Regions from separate parts of the Homo sapiens genome. Here all the other regions are linked to region 3. The links are chromatin contacts, found by Hi-C or POLR2A ChIA-PET in ENCODE. All regions are on one chromosome and are shown on one strand. Each heading gives the region's core, a stretch centred on a gene start or an enhancer-like site at or near the end of the contact. The rest is flanking DNA. Distances are from core to core; before and after follow the strand shown. Region 1 has its middle 22 kb from the start of BCAT1-AS1. Region 2 holds the start of BCAT1-AS1 (BCAT1 antisense RNA 1). Region 3 has its middle 140 kb from the start of SOX5-AS1. Region 4 overlaps LOC124902897.

What was found. Hi-C counts contacts between places; a loop is a spot of excess contacts on that map. ChIA-PET counts read pairs that join two places held with the same protein, here RNA polymerase II (POLR2A). Pooled maps may share reads with other maps.
Region 1: a pooled map shows a loop between it and region 3 (3-fold over the local background). The contact joins two enhancer-like sites. A Hi-C loop is called at or near these places in 1 of 168 maps with a recorded cell type or tissue (heart left ventricle), 1 of 37 single-sample maps with no recorded cell type and 4 of 50 pooled maps.
Region 2: a loop to region 3 is called in a map with no recorded cell type, with 7 times the contacts of the local background. The contact joins the promoter of BCAT1-AS1 here to the enhancer-like site in region 3. A Hi-C loop is called at or near these places in 2 of 168 maps with a recorded cell type or tissue (GM12878 and MCF 10A), 26 of 37 single-sample maps with no recorded cell type and 11 of 50 pooled maps. POLR2A ChIA-PET finds 5 or more read pairs at or near these places in 1 of 52 experiments (activated B cell).
Region 4: a pooled map shows a loop between it and region 3 (12-fold over the local background). The contact joins two enhancer-like sites. A Hi-C loop is called at or near these places in 6 of 37 single-sample maps with no recorded cell type and 4 of 50 pooled maps. POLR2A ChIA-PET finds 5 or more read pairs at or near these places in 1 of 52 experiments (activated B cell).

What each region holds. Positions count from the first base shown.
Region 1 is chr12:24,796,379-24,799,962 of GRCh38, reverse strand. No RefSeq gene overlaps it. Among named protein-coding and RNA genes, the nearest start is that of BCAT1-AS1, 22 kb to the left of the region's middle. Within about 2 kb of position 1,467, at least 3 of the 41 ENCODE cell types and tissues checked have a DNase peak (open chromatin) inside an H3K27ac peak, as active enhancers do.
Region 2 is chr12:24,817,787-24,821,430 of GRCh38, reverse strand. BCAT1-AS1 (BCAT1 antisense RNA 1) reads right to left here and starts at 1,573. Exons shown (of 4, transcript XR_007063245.1): 1 at 1,484-1,573. BCAT1 (branched chain amino acid transaminase 1) reads left to right here. Exons shown (of 11, transcript NM_005504.7): 11 at 3,382-3,644. The coding sequence ends at 3,423.
Region 3 is chr12:24,360,065-24,363,605 of GRCh38, reverse strand. It overlaps a transcript of SOX5 not described here. Among named protein-coding and RNA genes, the nearest start is that of SOX5-AS1, 140 kb to the right of the region's middle. Within about 2 kb of position 2,010, at least 2 of the 41 ENCODE cell types and tissues checked have a DNase peak (open chromatin) inside an H3K27ac peak, as active enhancers do.
Region 4 is chr12:24,740,959-24,744,229 of GRCh38, reverse strand. All of the region lies in intron 1 of LOC124902897, which reads right to left. Among named protein-coding and RNA genes, the nearest start is that of BCAT1-AS1, 77 kb to the left of the region's middle. Within about 2 kb of position 1,714, at least 2 of the 41 ENCODE cell types and tissues checked have a DNase peak (open chromatin) inside an H3K27ac peak, as active enhancers do.

The DNA.
Region 1 (3,584 bases), core at 218-2,717, 440 kb before region 3:
CCCTCTCCTCCATTAAAATATAAGCACTATGCAGACAGACACCCTTTCTGTTTTATTTATCAATTGCCTACCATAGTCTTTAGCAATAGGAGATGTTTAGTGAATATGTTTTTCAAAAAAAAAAAAGGAAGGAAAAAAAGAAAGAAAAAGGGAAGCAAGCTAGCTTTCTTTTTTAAAAAAATTTATATTTATTTAGAGATGGGGTTTGGCCATGTTGCCCAGGCTGGTCTTGAACTCCTGAGCTCAAGTGATCCACCAGCCTTGGTTTCCCAAAATGCTGACATTACAGGCATAAGCCACCACCATGCCAACCTAGCTTTCTTTAGGTATTAATCCTTTGCCTTTTTTTTTTTTTTTTGCTTATCCATAAAAAATGTCTACTGACTATGGTTCCAAGCGTTTTTTCCCCAATGATTTCTATTGCCTGGTAAATTGAAATTTTCTTCATGAGGTAATTGGTTTGAAAGAGAATCTTGGAATTTTTCAAGTCTTTAGAAGAGACTTCTAGCTCCTGTAGTAGTAGTCAACTCTCTTTGGAGGGTTATTGTAGATTAAAAAACACACATATACCTTTTTACCTTGAGATAATTAGATTCACACGCATTGTAAGAAATAATTCATAAGGATTCTATGTATCCTTCCCTCAGTTTCCCCCAGTGGTACTATCTTGCATTACTATAGCACCTCACAACCAGGAAAATTATTGTCTTTAATAAAGTGAGGGTTTTTTTTTTTTCAGTTCTAATTCTTTATCACTCTCCACCTCTTTCACTAAAGGGCTTGAGGTCACTTATAAAAAGGACAAATATAATGCATAAAATTAATGTAATTAATTTTAAAATTAATTATAAAGGAGAAATCAAGGTGAAAAAGTAAAAAAATATGTTAACACTTGGGGCTAATTCAAAGTTTATAACTTGGTTCTCTGCAAAGTCAATGGATTATAATTAATTTAGATGTGGAAATACACCGACTCTTCAGAGGGAGAGAGACAAAGACTTTCTTGCTTTCTAAAAGAATAAAAAGTTTTAATAAGAGACAACAAAGTATGTTTCTTAAAAAAATACTTTCCTCGAGTTGCAGTGAATGTGACAAGTAGAGAACCACAACGCTACATATCTACCTTCAACATGACATGAGACTTTATTATAGATCTTCCAGGCCCTATGAAACACTCAATGCTAAATTATCAAACTTCACTAAATGACATTATATTATTAAACTACTATCACAGGAAGCAGGCAATTATTGAGTCATTTACAAATATTCTCATTCTCCTCCTTCTGGGCCCTTGTTAAGTTTGTGATTTCCTGGCCCCTTGAAGATAGGCTTGGCCAGTGACTTGCTCTGACCAATAAAATATAAGCAGGGGTGACATGTGCCACTTCTAAGTGGAAGCATTTGATTGCTGGTGCTCAACTGCAAACTTCCTTTTCCCTACTTCAGTGGTCACAGAATCACAAGTTTCATGAAACATCTGTCATCTTGGGTCTGTGAGTGACTAAATTAGGCAGAGATCCCTGCTGATCTATGTTAGACATGTTGCATAAATAAGAAAAAAAACCTGGCTGGAATCATTGAAGTTTGAGGGTTGTTCATATTACAAATGTTAAAATGGCCTATCTTGATTGGTATTGAAAAAAAATCCCTTAAAATGTATTTATTTGACTATTCTATCAAATCAGGCTCTGATTCTTTGGGCTAGATATTGTCCATTTCTTCCCCTTACTGAGTAGGGAAAAGACTGGTCCCAGTATCTATAAATGGATCTCTCTGCCAATTTAGTCATAAGTAGGATTTACTCTTTGTGCTAAAAAGTAATCCACCCATGACAATCCACATGCAAATGACTCTAGTAACACATTGAAACTTTGGGAACATGACTAGCCCAATAACAACTCATTAACTAGTTAAAGGAGAATAGCAGATTATTAAAACCCAAACCTAGAGGGTCAAGTTACAAAGTGATTGAGACTCCGTGAAATGGAAGGTTGGCTGCGTTTGTTTTTGATACTCCTGAGACCTGCCATTGATGTGGCCTGCATCTAGCACTTCATCCTTAAAGCACTGTGTTATCTTTGGTGATGAAAGGAAGGGAGAAAAGGTACTCATAGGCAGCATTTTTAATTATCTGTTAATTGGATGAAATGGCAAATAAAGTGCCTAAAGGCCATATGCATATTCATAGATTGTCTTCAAAGGGTACCATTACTAAAGCCAATGAAAAAGATTATGAGTTAATATTGGATTGCGATTTAGGGCAGAGCAGGGCGAGACATATTCAGATATCTTTCTCCAAATAGTTACTAAGATTAATTTGTCTCCCTGGTTTTATATGAGGATGGCGGTGCTACAATTTGCCTGGAAGTAGAGCATGTTTGTCAAAGTAGCAAGTCCCACAGCGGGTAGTTGTTGGCAATTTTCCTGATTGCTCTGGGTGTACGATACTCTTAGGCACAGGATGAATATTTTACCCAAAATAAAAGTTTAGATAATATTTTTCATGATATTCATGTCTAATATGATTTCCATCAGAAACAATTATTTCTGCTTGTGGTAGAAAGCAAATACAATATTCTCTTTGTGAATTTCCATGGGAACATGAAAATAATTTTTTTTTAAGCAGTAGCAATTTTTTTATTTTGACAGAGCTTCCAAGAAAAGTATGGAAAAGAGATTTTGGGATACCATGTTGAAATTCTTTCTCTGCTTTGCAGAATATTTCGACATTTAAGATTTAATGTTCAAGTGACAATGCAGTAAGCATAAGTTCCAATTCCACAGGGCCCAGAATGGATGAGAATTACACACACTTTCCTCTGTCTGTCCTGGTTCTGCCCCGCTGCTGAGGTCACTGCAGGGGAAGATATGGAAGGAGAAAAAGCCACACACATCCCCAGGGCACCCTCTAAGTGCCTGAGTTTTTTTGTCACTATTTTCCTGCCACTTCAGATAACGCAAGGCAGCTGGCAAAATACAAATGCTCAGTGACCAAAGTTTGGAGATTTCCAAGATGAAAATATTTTCACGTTGTTAGTTTCATCTTTGTTAGTTGGGTCTATCTGAACGAGCTATTGACTTAAAAAAACTTTTTTTTAAAATTAATAGACTTTCTTTTTTAGAGCTGTTTTACATTTATAGAAAAATTGAGCAGAAGGTACAGAGCGTCTCTATTTATTCTCCTCTCACACCAACCTTCTTGCCAGATTCCTTTATTATTAATGTATCACAATGGCATAGTACATTTGTTACCATTGATAAACTAATATTGATACATGATTATTAACTAAAGTCCACTAGTGACTTAGTTTACATGAGGGTTCGCTTTTTTATTTTTGTGACGGAGTCTTGCTCTGTCGCCCAGGCTGGAGTGCAGTGGCGCGATCTTGGCTCACTGCAAGCTCCGCTTCCTGGGTTCACGCCATTCTCCTGCCTCAGCCTCCCGAGTAGCTGGGACTACAGGCGCCCGCCAGCAAGCCCAGCTAATTTTTTGTATTTTTAGTAGAGATGGGGTTTCACGTGTTAACCAGGAGAGGGTTCACTTTTTTTGCTGTATGGTTGTATGGGTTTTGAGAAATGCATAA
Region 2 (3,644 bases), core at 324-2,823, 460 kb before region 3:
GTATCAGGGGGAGCATGTGTGAATAATCAGCATTGCTGCTGTTGAAGCTCCATAAAGTGGGAAGCAGCGACTGCAAAGATCCAGAGATGGACATCTGAAGCATAGGAAAGGGGCAGCTTGAATGAGATAGGAGCAGGATCTGTATTGATTGCAGGTCACCAGATAGAATTAAAAAAATCTATGTTCTCACTAGTGGCTACAGTTTTCAAGGACAAATGACTATTAGTGGTTATTGTATTTTTCTTGTTTTCAATGGAGCAGCTCCATGACTTAGTTACATAAGAAGTTAAAGGCTCCACCCCCTTCCCTACCAATGTCTTAAGCTGTCCTCCGTGTGCATACAAACTTTGTTTCCAGACTGCCCTCGTGTGACTCAGTCCCTGGACCAGCTTCCCAGCCCCTTCTGTTTCCAGCACATCCTCCTCCACGTGTTACAGGATTACAAAGCTTTGCACAGCCTTTCAATAGGGTTTAGAGCAAGAATGACAGATTGCTACCTGGTAGGCAGCACTGACTATAGTTTTATTGGCGTTGCGTAGAGTGACTGCATGACATGCAGGTTGTGCTTTTGTTTTGCCAGGAATTTAAAGGCATTTAGCAAAGCCGTATGAAATTATCTGCCTTATGTACCTCGAATGTGAGGTAATGAACTTGTCATTAGTCGTGTTTTAGTTTAGTGTTCTCGCTGGAATTTGCAAAAGATTAAAATTCTGCACATTTCATTAAGTCTTCCACATGGGCTCAAAATACCATCCCGCAGGCTCGACCTGACTTGCCACGTTGCTTTGACACCATCTCTGATTCCAGTGAACAAAACTAAGTAAGTGTGACTTACAGCCGCCCTACCAAACATTGAAGGTGTGAGCCTGCACTGTTGTTTTGTAATGACAATGACAAGAGTATAATGACAAGAGTATAATGACATCCTAGTCCATGAAGACATGTTTTCTCTTTTCCCTCCCTCTATGTATACTTACTTACTCTTAAGGAAATAATATAATTTCTATTTCTGCTTAAATCTGCCATCTCTACTTAGAATTATTTTCCCTTGAAAAATTAAATTGCATTATCCATCAGCCAAATGGAAAATCTGATTACTAAATGCCTACTTCTAGACATTATGAATTACCTGTAATATCACATTTCTTGGGCACTTCTCAGAATGCTATGATTTTACATAAAAGCATAAATTACAGAATGAGAAGAGTAAAGCTTAGTGCATATTATGCAGGTTCGCAGAGTGATATGTGGCCTACGACTGTCATTGTAATCAAAATTGATTTTTGATCATTTATAAAACTAAAACAACTAATTGAAAGCAAATTTACTTTAACTGATGAAATTCAAGATGAAGTGACAGTAGTCATGAATCACAGTTCTGTAGATCTGCTAAAATGCCAATGAACTGTTATTAATGGTGAAAGTGTTTAATATATTAATGGGAATCCAAGTAAGGAAAATAAAACACATATTTTGCCCTTACCTTAAGTCATGTTGACATCATACATAAATCAGGTAGAATTTGAAGATGTTTCATCCAGCATTCATCATGAAGCAACAGAGTCAATAGCGGGCAGTTACAGTCTGTAGGCAATGCTTTCTGGTGTGGATTATGCAAGAAACTTACAGTCATTTGGCTTCCTTTATTCCCCTTTGCATGTAAACTACCAGGTGGTAGGTAGACCCATTCTTGGCTGCCAGTATTTTTACCACTTGGATAGATTCTGCTCTCTGAGGTCTTTAAGACAAACACAGCACATGTACATTGTGATATAGGAGAAAGAACATCAGACAGAGGCAGAGAACTGGGCTTGTCAAAATTAAGGGTGACCTAGAGCCTTAGTGTCCTTATATGTAAGATGAGAAGCTTGGATTAAAATTCATTGCTCCTTACACTTGATTTTTATGCAGCAGAACTTTCTTCAAAAGAGATCACTCCTGGAATCCCAATATACAAAATGGATAAAAGTAGGATTGTTCTGAAGTAAAGAAGTAAAATCCAGAGCCCCACTTATTTGAGTCATCTCCTACCTTTTAGATGGTTATTAACATTGTTTCTAGTTCAGAAATTCTGATGTTTTATATTAATTTAAACTAAAGTTAAATTAGGACTAGAAGAGCCATTTCGTGTGAAAATAGACATAGTCTGAGTGATTTAGGCAAACCCATAGTGACAGATTTAGTGGCCTGATACACTGGCTTGGAAAGATCTGTTCCAAGTCAGTCTCAATACACAAGGCTCGGTGAACACATGGCGAGCAGTCTTGGTGGTGGTCAAGAACATGGAATTTGCTGTGAGAGAGAGCTTGGTTAGGGTCTGGGCTCTTCCATCTGTTAACTGCAAACTTGAGCAAGTTATTCAATCTCCCTAATATTCAGTTTTCTCATTCATAAAATGGATTGATAATGGTACCTTCTATGTACAGTTACTGTGGGTATTAAATGAGGTAATAAGCCTGTAAAACTCCTGGCATGATGACATTGGCCTACATTAATTGCTCACAGAGTGAGAACTTATTATAAACACAGGCATTTTTGTTGAATGACTGACTGATTGAATGAATGAATATAGAACTAGCTTTCTATTTGTGATGTATGGAATATCTCTATTTCATTTAATTTCATTTTGAATATTAAAATTCAGGCTTGCTTTTAAACCAAAGTATTTGCTGATGCAAAGAATGAAATTCTGACTATGATACAGTTACATAACTTTTGAAGAAATAAGAAAAATGCTAACACAGCATGAACAACTTTGATTTAGAGAACAGAGTCTCTGTTAAAATCCATGGGACTTGTCAACTTCATATTTTTGTTTATGAGCATAAAACACTCTTTAGTGCATGTCGGAATCATTTGATGCTTGCTGAATCACAGGTTGCTGGAACCCATCCCCAGATTCTGATTCAGTCTGAGATGAGGTCTGGGAATTTGCATTTTTAACTTGTTGTCTGGTGATGCTGATGCTAGTGGTCTGAGAATACACTTTGAGGATCACTTTTTCACAGTAAAAGTCACAGTCATTAAGCAAGTTAACTCAATGAGAAATGATAATGAAAAGGCATGTACCTAAATAGATAAAGGACCTATACCAGCTATGAATTTGAGTTCAGCAATAATTGTAAAATTTGTAATTCTTTTCAGGTATTTGGTTTTTAAAAAACTCCCTATGTATGCTTTTATCTTATGTTTTATATGGTGTCCCTCTTTTCCTCTCTTTCTCTCTAATCCAGTTTTTAATGTGAACATGTTTAATGTGAAAATGTTGTTCAAAGCAGAAGCGAACCTTTTGTGTAACCTTGGCGGTATTAAGTTTGTTTGTAAGCTATTTCTGCCCTGTTAGCTTCTGTACTGAAACACGTTTTCTTGCTTTTGTTGCAGTATGGAAGAGAAGAGAGCGACTGGACAATTGTGCTATCCTGAATGGAAAATAGAGGATACAATGGAAAATAGAGGATACCAACTGTATGCTACTGGGACAGACTGTTGCATTTGAATTGTGATAGATTTCTTTGGCTACCTGTGCATAATGTAGTTTGTAGTATCAATGTGTTACAAGAGTGATTGTTTCTTCATGCCAGAGAAAATGAATTGCAATCATCAAATGGTGTTTCATAACTTGGTAGTAGTAACTTACCTTACCT
Region 3 (3,541 bases), core at 761-3,260:
GTATACACAATAGGCACTTTATAAATTAGATTGTCCTAGGAGTAACATGATACATAAATGTTATTGCTATAAATTCTACACTTGGCTATATATTTTGTATCATGTAACCAGTGGGCTTATAAATGCTGACTATTTCAACCTGCTCTTTCTACTCAATATTGTAAATGGTGACTTAGGTAAGCCTAACTGAGATGTATACAGAGGCAATCAAATTGCAAAAGAACAGGGCATGCTGGCACCGCTCCAGCATGGCTTCTGGCTGTGTTCCAGAAGTGATGGCAGAAAGAAGAGACAGAGGGGAAGGCGAAACTATTAAATATATGTAGCCAAAAAATGAATCTAAATTATTACTAATTTTTTTTTGCTCAGTAAAACCAAGAGTCTGGTGAGAGAGAAAAGGGGAAAAAGCAGCGCAAACAGGAAAAAAGCATGAGTAAAACCAACTTATCAAAATTTAGTAGATGTTATTTCACAGGTGAATTTTCATTATTTAAATAACAGTAAGGATAAAGTTAGTAGCTCTATAATTATAAATGTTTTAATATCAATAAATATTTCATATATTTTTATATAGTGTGTAATAGGAATAATATTTGATTACATGTTTTTACGTATCTGTGAATGATGAATTTGAGGAATTGGGTCTTGCAAATCACTTAATTCTACTGGTGGATCAAGACACTTTATTATATGTATAATGCTGTTATGCTAATAGCCCTCCTTTTTTTTTTTTTTTTTTCACTGTGGTTTCTTAGCCCACTGTGATTTTCTTTCTGAGATCCTATAGAATTTGAGAGAAAAATCCCTGAATAAAATATCTAGCTAATTATTAAATATCAAACTCATCTAAAGTATTGAGTTAGAGGGGAAAGGGTAGCACGCCTATAACTGACCAGCCAGGTTAATATTAGTTTCCTGGTGTCGACTCCTTACCTGATCACAGAGTCCTGTCATCAGGGCTGATTTGAGTTGTACTATGCACTAATTTGTGTAAGGGAGAACTGGGCTGTGAAGAATTCTATTTTGTTTATAGTGTCTATTCTGATAGTGATTTTATCGTCCATTTTATAGGCTGAGTGTTCCAGTTGATTCCCTCTCCCCACGCCCTCTTAAGTATTAATGTCTACACAATTGATCTGGTTACCCGTGAAGTCAGTCCAAATAGGCTGTTACGGTGACTGAAAATACAAGACCAGTAATTTTAAAACCTAGAGGTTACTGTCTTGCACAAAAGGACTAAATCTTAGCAGGAAATCCCCAAGTGAAAAGATGATGGGACTGAATTCAGCACTCTGTATGTGTGACTTGTAATAACAAACATTATTTTTTTGGCTGTGATATTGAAGGAAATATCCAAATGTGCCCCTTATGACTTCTGTAACGTACTTTTAATTGTCATACTCTGGAGCTATCCTGGTGCATGCATGGGAAAGAATATACATATGCACATATCTCTATATTTGTAGGCACTGTAGTCAAAACACTTATTTGCCTAGCTGACTTAGCTGCATAGTTGACTTACCCACCCACCATCAAACCCTCTAGAGGAAATAGGACAGAAAGGTCACACAGAAGCAGTAAAGCCAATGATCTCTTATAAAACAGTTATTTAGGTTCTCAGTGGCACTGTTCATCTTCTGGAAGGGAGATCACTCCAGTCTCTGCCCATCCCTGTGTCATCAGCGTAGCTCTGGACTCTTGGAGTAGAAGAAGAAAGCCTATTCTACCTTGTTGCTGCTGTACACTCAGGTAAGCCTGAACTGAAATCCCAGAGAGACTGCTGTACCAGACAGGCTAGACTATGGGGAGATTCTAGTGCTGATGGAGGTCTTTACAGGGCTCAGTTTGTCCTGTCAATTTTAACCATCGTTTAAAATTCCACTTTTTCTTATAGGGGTTTAAATTTAAATGCAAGACCTGTATATTTATGCACATGTGCGTGTGCGCACGTGCATGCGCACACACACATGCGCACACACACACACACACACACAAAACCTGAAAAAGCCTCATCACTGTTGGTTCACTGTTTGTTTCAGTGCAGAATACTTAGAGTACCTGTCATTTACTGAGGACTTTCTTTGTGCCAGGAATTGTTCTTGGGCTTTGCTTGTATTATATAATTTAAGCCTCCTACAGTACCCCATGAAACAGGTAGTATTATTATACCCACTTTTTCAGCTGAGGAAATGGAGACAGAGAAATTGAATAACTTGCCATGGTTCAATAGCTAGTAAGAGGTGGGGCGGGATTCACACCCAGGCAGAGTAATCTCAGGGCTCGAGCATACATTTTTCTAGGTTGATTTATAAGCAACATGCAGTGTTTCATGTATGAGAAGAATGCACTGGGGCCATCACTGAGCAAGAAATGGGATCTGCATTGTTTTTGTTGTTGTAATGGTCATGTAATTTCCTCTCTCAGGCCATGGTGTGACCAATGGCAAACTTTTTTTTGAGAGAGCCAGTCAAAACTGCATGGAATATTCTATGGCCACAGAAGAGAAAGGAATGTGCTGGTCGATACGAGGAGCTGACCTAAGACCTTGCTTTCACTGTAACCACAGTAAACAAGCGAGTTAATGAACCATAGATGTTTAGTGTGTCATCAGCGTCTTTCAATTTTGTCATCCTGGGTAGCTACCATCAAGAAGGACGGAGTGCCCTCTATGAATATGTATTTAGTACTAGATATAGCAATTTATTCTTTTGAAGAGCACTTTATCATTTTGGTTTTGATAAATGTATAAACAATAATCAGTAGTTAGGGGTTTCAGGCGAAAATGGATGCCATTATTAGTGATTTAACAAGTTTTCCTGTGAATTCCATGTGTATCACTCAGTCTGGATCTTGCGACCCAGGGATACATATATCCAGTTTTTAGAACAGCTCACTTTAAAAGCCTCTTGCGCTATGAACCACTAAGATCTCAGAACTACAGTAGTTACTAATTTCCACACTTTCAATATGTAAAATGAAGTACTCAGACAAAAAACCTCGAGGCTGCATAGGTCAGAATATTTGCTTAAACTAATAATAAGATTAGCTTTTTTAGTTCTAGCTCTCCTTTTCCTATCTATTTGCCTTGCTAACAAGGCCTTACTCCTGTTCAGTTACCTAGTGCCATGATCCCTCTACTTTTTGGACTTTTTATGATAATTTGAGCTGATTTTCCTAGTTGACATAAAGAATTTCCATGAGAATAATAAAACATAAGGACTATTCATCAAATAAGAATGATGAAAACACGAAATTTCACCCAAACTGGGCAAAAGTGCATCTCACTGCACAGAATTCCATAACATTTTGAAATTTGGTCTTTACAGATATTTTTCTCTGCCTGAAACATGTGTGCTGGTTCTATTTATATAAGGGAATAGTGACATCCTGTGTGTAGCTAGACTAATTGCCTCTGTAATTAACCTATTTGAGGAGGAAGTTACACAGAAATAAAATATCACTGAGTACTGAAAGAGGCAATTTTGTTTTAAAGCAAACTTCTAAGTAACTTTACCAAAGGCTGTGGATAACAAAAAGATTC
Region 4 (3,271 bases), core at 465-2,964, 380 kb before region 3:
CAGAAGAAAAAAACAAATTTAAAAGGTGTTAAACAATAAGGGCCAGAGAGTCAAATATCTTTTCAGCATTCTCCTTTGATCTGTTATTTTCTCTTTCCTTTGAGCACCAGGAAAAGGGATTCAACTATGGAATATATGTTTAATGCTGCAGACAGCAGCAACACATATGGTATATGCATTGCTCTTAAGTGGTATAGACGGGGCTGACTGGGGGATTATGACATAAGGAATGTTCGCTGGCACACTCCTACCTTCACTGTCTCCATGCTCCTCACCAACCCTTCTTTCTCTCTTCCATGCCAAGCGGTACTTCCCCTCTAGGCTTAATCCAACCTTGATTTCTTCACTTGTAACACAGCAATAATTTTACACACTTCACAGTGTTGAGAAAATTCCATGAAATAATGTCAATGATGTCTTTTTTTTTTTTTTTTTTTTTTTTTTTTTGAGACGGAATCTTTCTCTGTCACCCAGGCTGGAGTGTAGTGGCATGATCTTGGCTCTCTGCAACCTTCCCCTCCAGGTTCAAGCATTTCTCCTGTCTCAGCCTCCCAAGTAGTTGGGATTACAGGCACCCACCACCATACCTGACTAAGTTTTGTATTTTTAGAAGAGTCAGGGTTTCACTGTGTTGGCCAGGCTGGTCTTGAACTCCTGGTCTCATGTGATCCGCCCACCTCAGCCTCCCAGAGTGCTGGGATTACAGGTCAATGATGTGTTGAGTTCCATGTTCAGCACATGTTAAGGCCTCAGTAAGTGATATTTTTAATTATTTCTGCTAATTGCTAAAGGTGTAATACATCCAAGGGTATTTAGAATATAAAATGGGACTTGAATATGGGAAAAACAATCAAAAGATGAGGTTGATATTTGAGAGCAGAGAGCTACCTATTCCACAATTATTTAATGGACATCTACTATATACCAAACCCTCTGCTTGGGGGCTGGGAATAGAAGTTTAAAAAATACTTATTTTTCTTAGCCTCATAGAATGAATAGTCTAGTGAAGGAAACCAACCATGAGCCATAACCACACAAGAGTCTGTGTAGCTATAATTTTTTTTTTTAAAGACAGGGTCTCCCTCTATCACCCAGGCTGGAGTGTAGTGGCAGGATCACCACTCACTGCAGCCCCAACCTCCCAGGCTTAGGCAATCCTCCCACCTCAGCCAACCGAGTAGCCAGGACTACCCGCTCAGGCTACTGCACCCGGCTAATTTTTGTATTTTTTGTAGAGACGAGGTTTTGCCATGTTGCCCAGGCTGGTCTTGAACTCCTGGACTCAAGTGATCTGCCCATCTTGGCCACCCAAAGTGGTGGGATTGCAGGTGTGAGCCACCAAGCCTGGTTCCTACAATTGTTAATAAGAGCAATAAAGGAAAAATACAGGAAGACGTGAACCTGTATTATGTGAACATCAAATTTCAAAAGAGATGGTCAAAGAAGCCTATCTGAGACGTGACATTTAAGTTGAGTTAGGTGAGGAAGAGGTGGGAGACACCTCTTCCTGACAGCACAGATGGGTGTATGGGTGCACGTCTTGGGAGACTGGCCTTGAGTAAAGTGGGAGGAGTTGTAAAGAGAAGAAATTGGCTTACATGAGGAGACTGACTGTCTTTGCTCTTCCCCTACCCAACCCCCACGGTCTATTGGTTCCACTGCCAGGAACTCAAGTTTCGGGGGAAGCCACACTGCAGTGACTTCTCAGATTGAATTGCAGGGGACTGGGGCACTTCCTTCATTTCTCACAAAGCAGATGGCTGCTTCCCTTTTCATTCCTTACTTAAAAGGTACTGCATAAAACTCAGCCTGTTGTCTCAGTATTTGTCCACCCAAGTGAACCTCCCGGGTCTCTGAAGCCAAGATTGGGCCTGAAAGCACCTTTCAGTCCCAAACCTTAAGAACTGTAGGATTTGATAAACCTAATATGACCCTGACTTTCTTGTTACTTTTTAACTCAACTGTGAACTGAGCTTAAAATCTTTCAAAGAAAACCTAGGGAACTTGTTTCAGCTAGACCTAAACTCATGGGTTTTTTTTGTTTTTTTAAACTAATAAACCAGAATTAAATCAGAACATTGAACAGGCTGAACCTAAATAGTTATTTCATTTTGTTTGAGTATCTGTCCTGAAGAAAGAAGATTAATTGTGGGGCCATTGAAAGATTTTTATGTTTGGTTTCATTGCAATCAGAAATTGCAATCAATATTAATAGATATTTGGGAAATTTCAGAATGTTGGTTTTCATTTTTCTGAAGACATTTTTGGCAAGAAATATGTATTTCTTGTTGTCAGCCTAGGACTTCTACATTCCCCCTACAATTTTCAAGTGCCTCTAATTCCTGTAAGAACCAGAAAATTGAGATTTATGTCAAAATTAAAAAATAAAAATTAAAGATTTGGTTCTTTCTTGGTGCTCCCTCTTGCTTTCCATTATAATTGTGTTTTATGTTAGTCCTGGTAAAGGAAAAAGCAATTTGGGAGTGTTTTATTTCTAGTCAAAAGTTTCTTTTTTGTGAAGAGACGTGGAAAAGCCAGATGAGATGGGGCAGTGTAGTGACATGCAAAAACAATTTTGACTCAAGAGATAGAGTCCATTTGAGAAAACCCTTTTGGGTCTGGATACTGCAGCGAGTTGCATTTTGTCCCTTGGTACCAACAAGAGCAGGTTCTACCGAGGCAGTGAGTTCCTCTTAATGCTTCATTGTTTGCAAAGCATTTCATAAGTTGACTTTGGGTTCTAGACACCGAGTCCTGGGTAATTGCTCAAAATTTCCCCTTTGTTTGAGCTCCAGTTGAACCGAGCCATGGTGCTTAATGATAACCTCTCAATTAGTAGCAATGCTAACAAAGAAAGTTTCAAGTTGAGTTGCTAATGACCTAGTTTTTGACTTTCGAAAATAACCGGAGCTCTAGTAGGATCTTTCAGATAAATTTGAATTCGGTTGCAAACAACGTATCTATACAAACACAAACCTTCAACTCCTACCCACCCTACCCCCGCCACCCTACCCACAGAAAGATCCATTTTGGAAAGAAAAACATTTCTGAGTCCATTAAGTTCTAAACCACTTTTATATTTTACCATTTAATTCTCATAATAATGCAGTGACATAGGTTTTATTATCTCGATTCTTCAGATAAAAGAATTGAACCTGCTTTATGTGCAGTGACTACGTATCACACAGTTAGTAGGGGGCAGAGCCAAGATTTGGCGTTTTTTTTTTTTTTTTTTTTTGACTCTGCAGTTTATTTTTCATGATGCACAAAT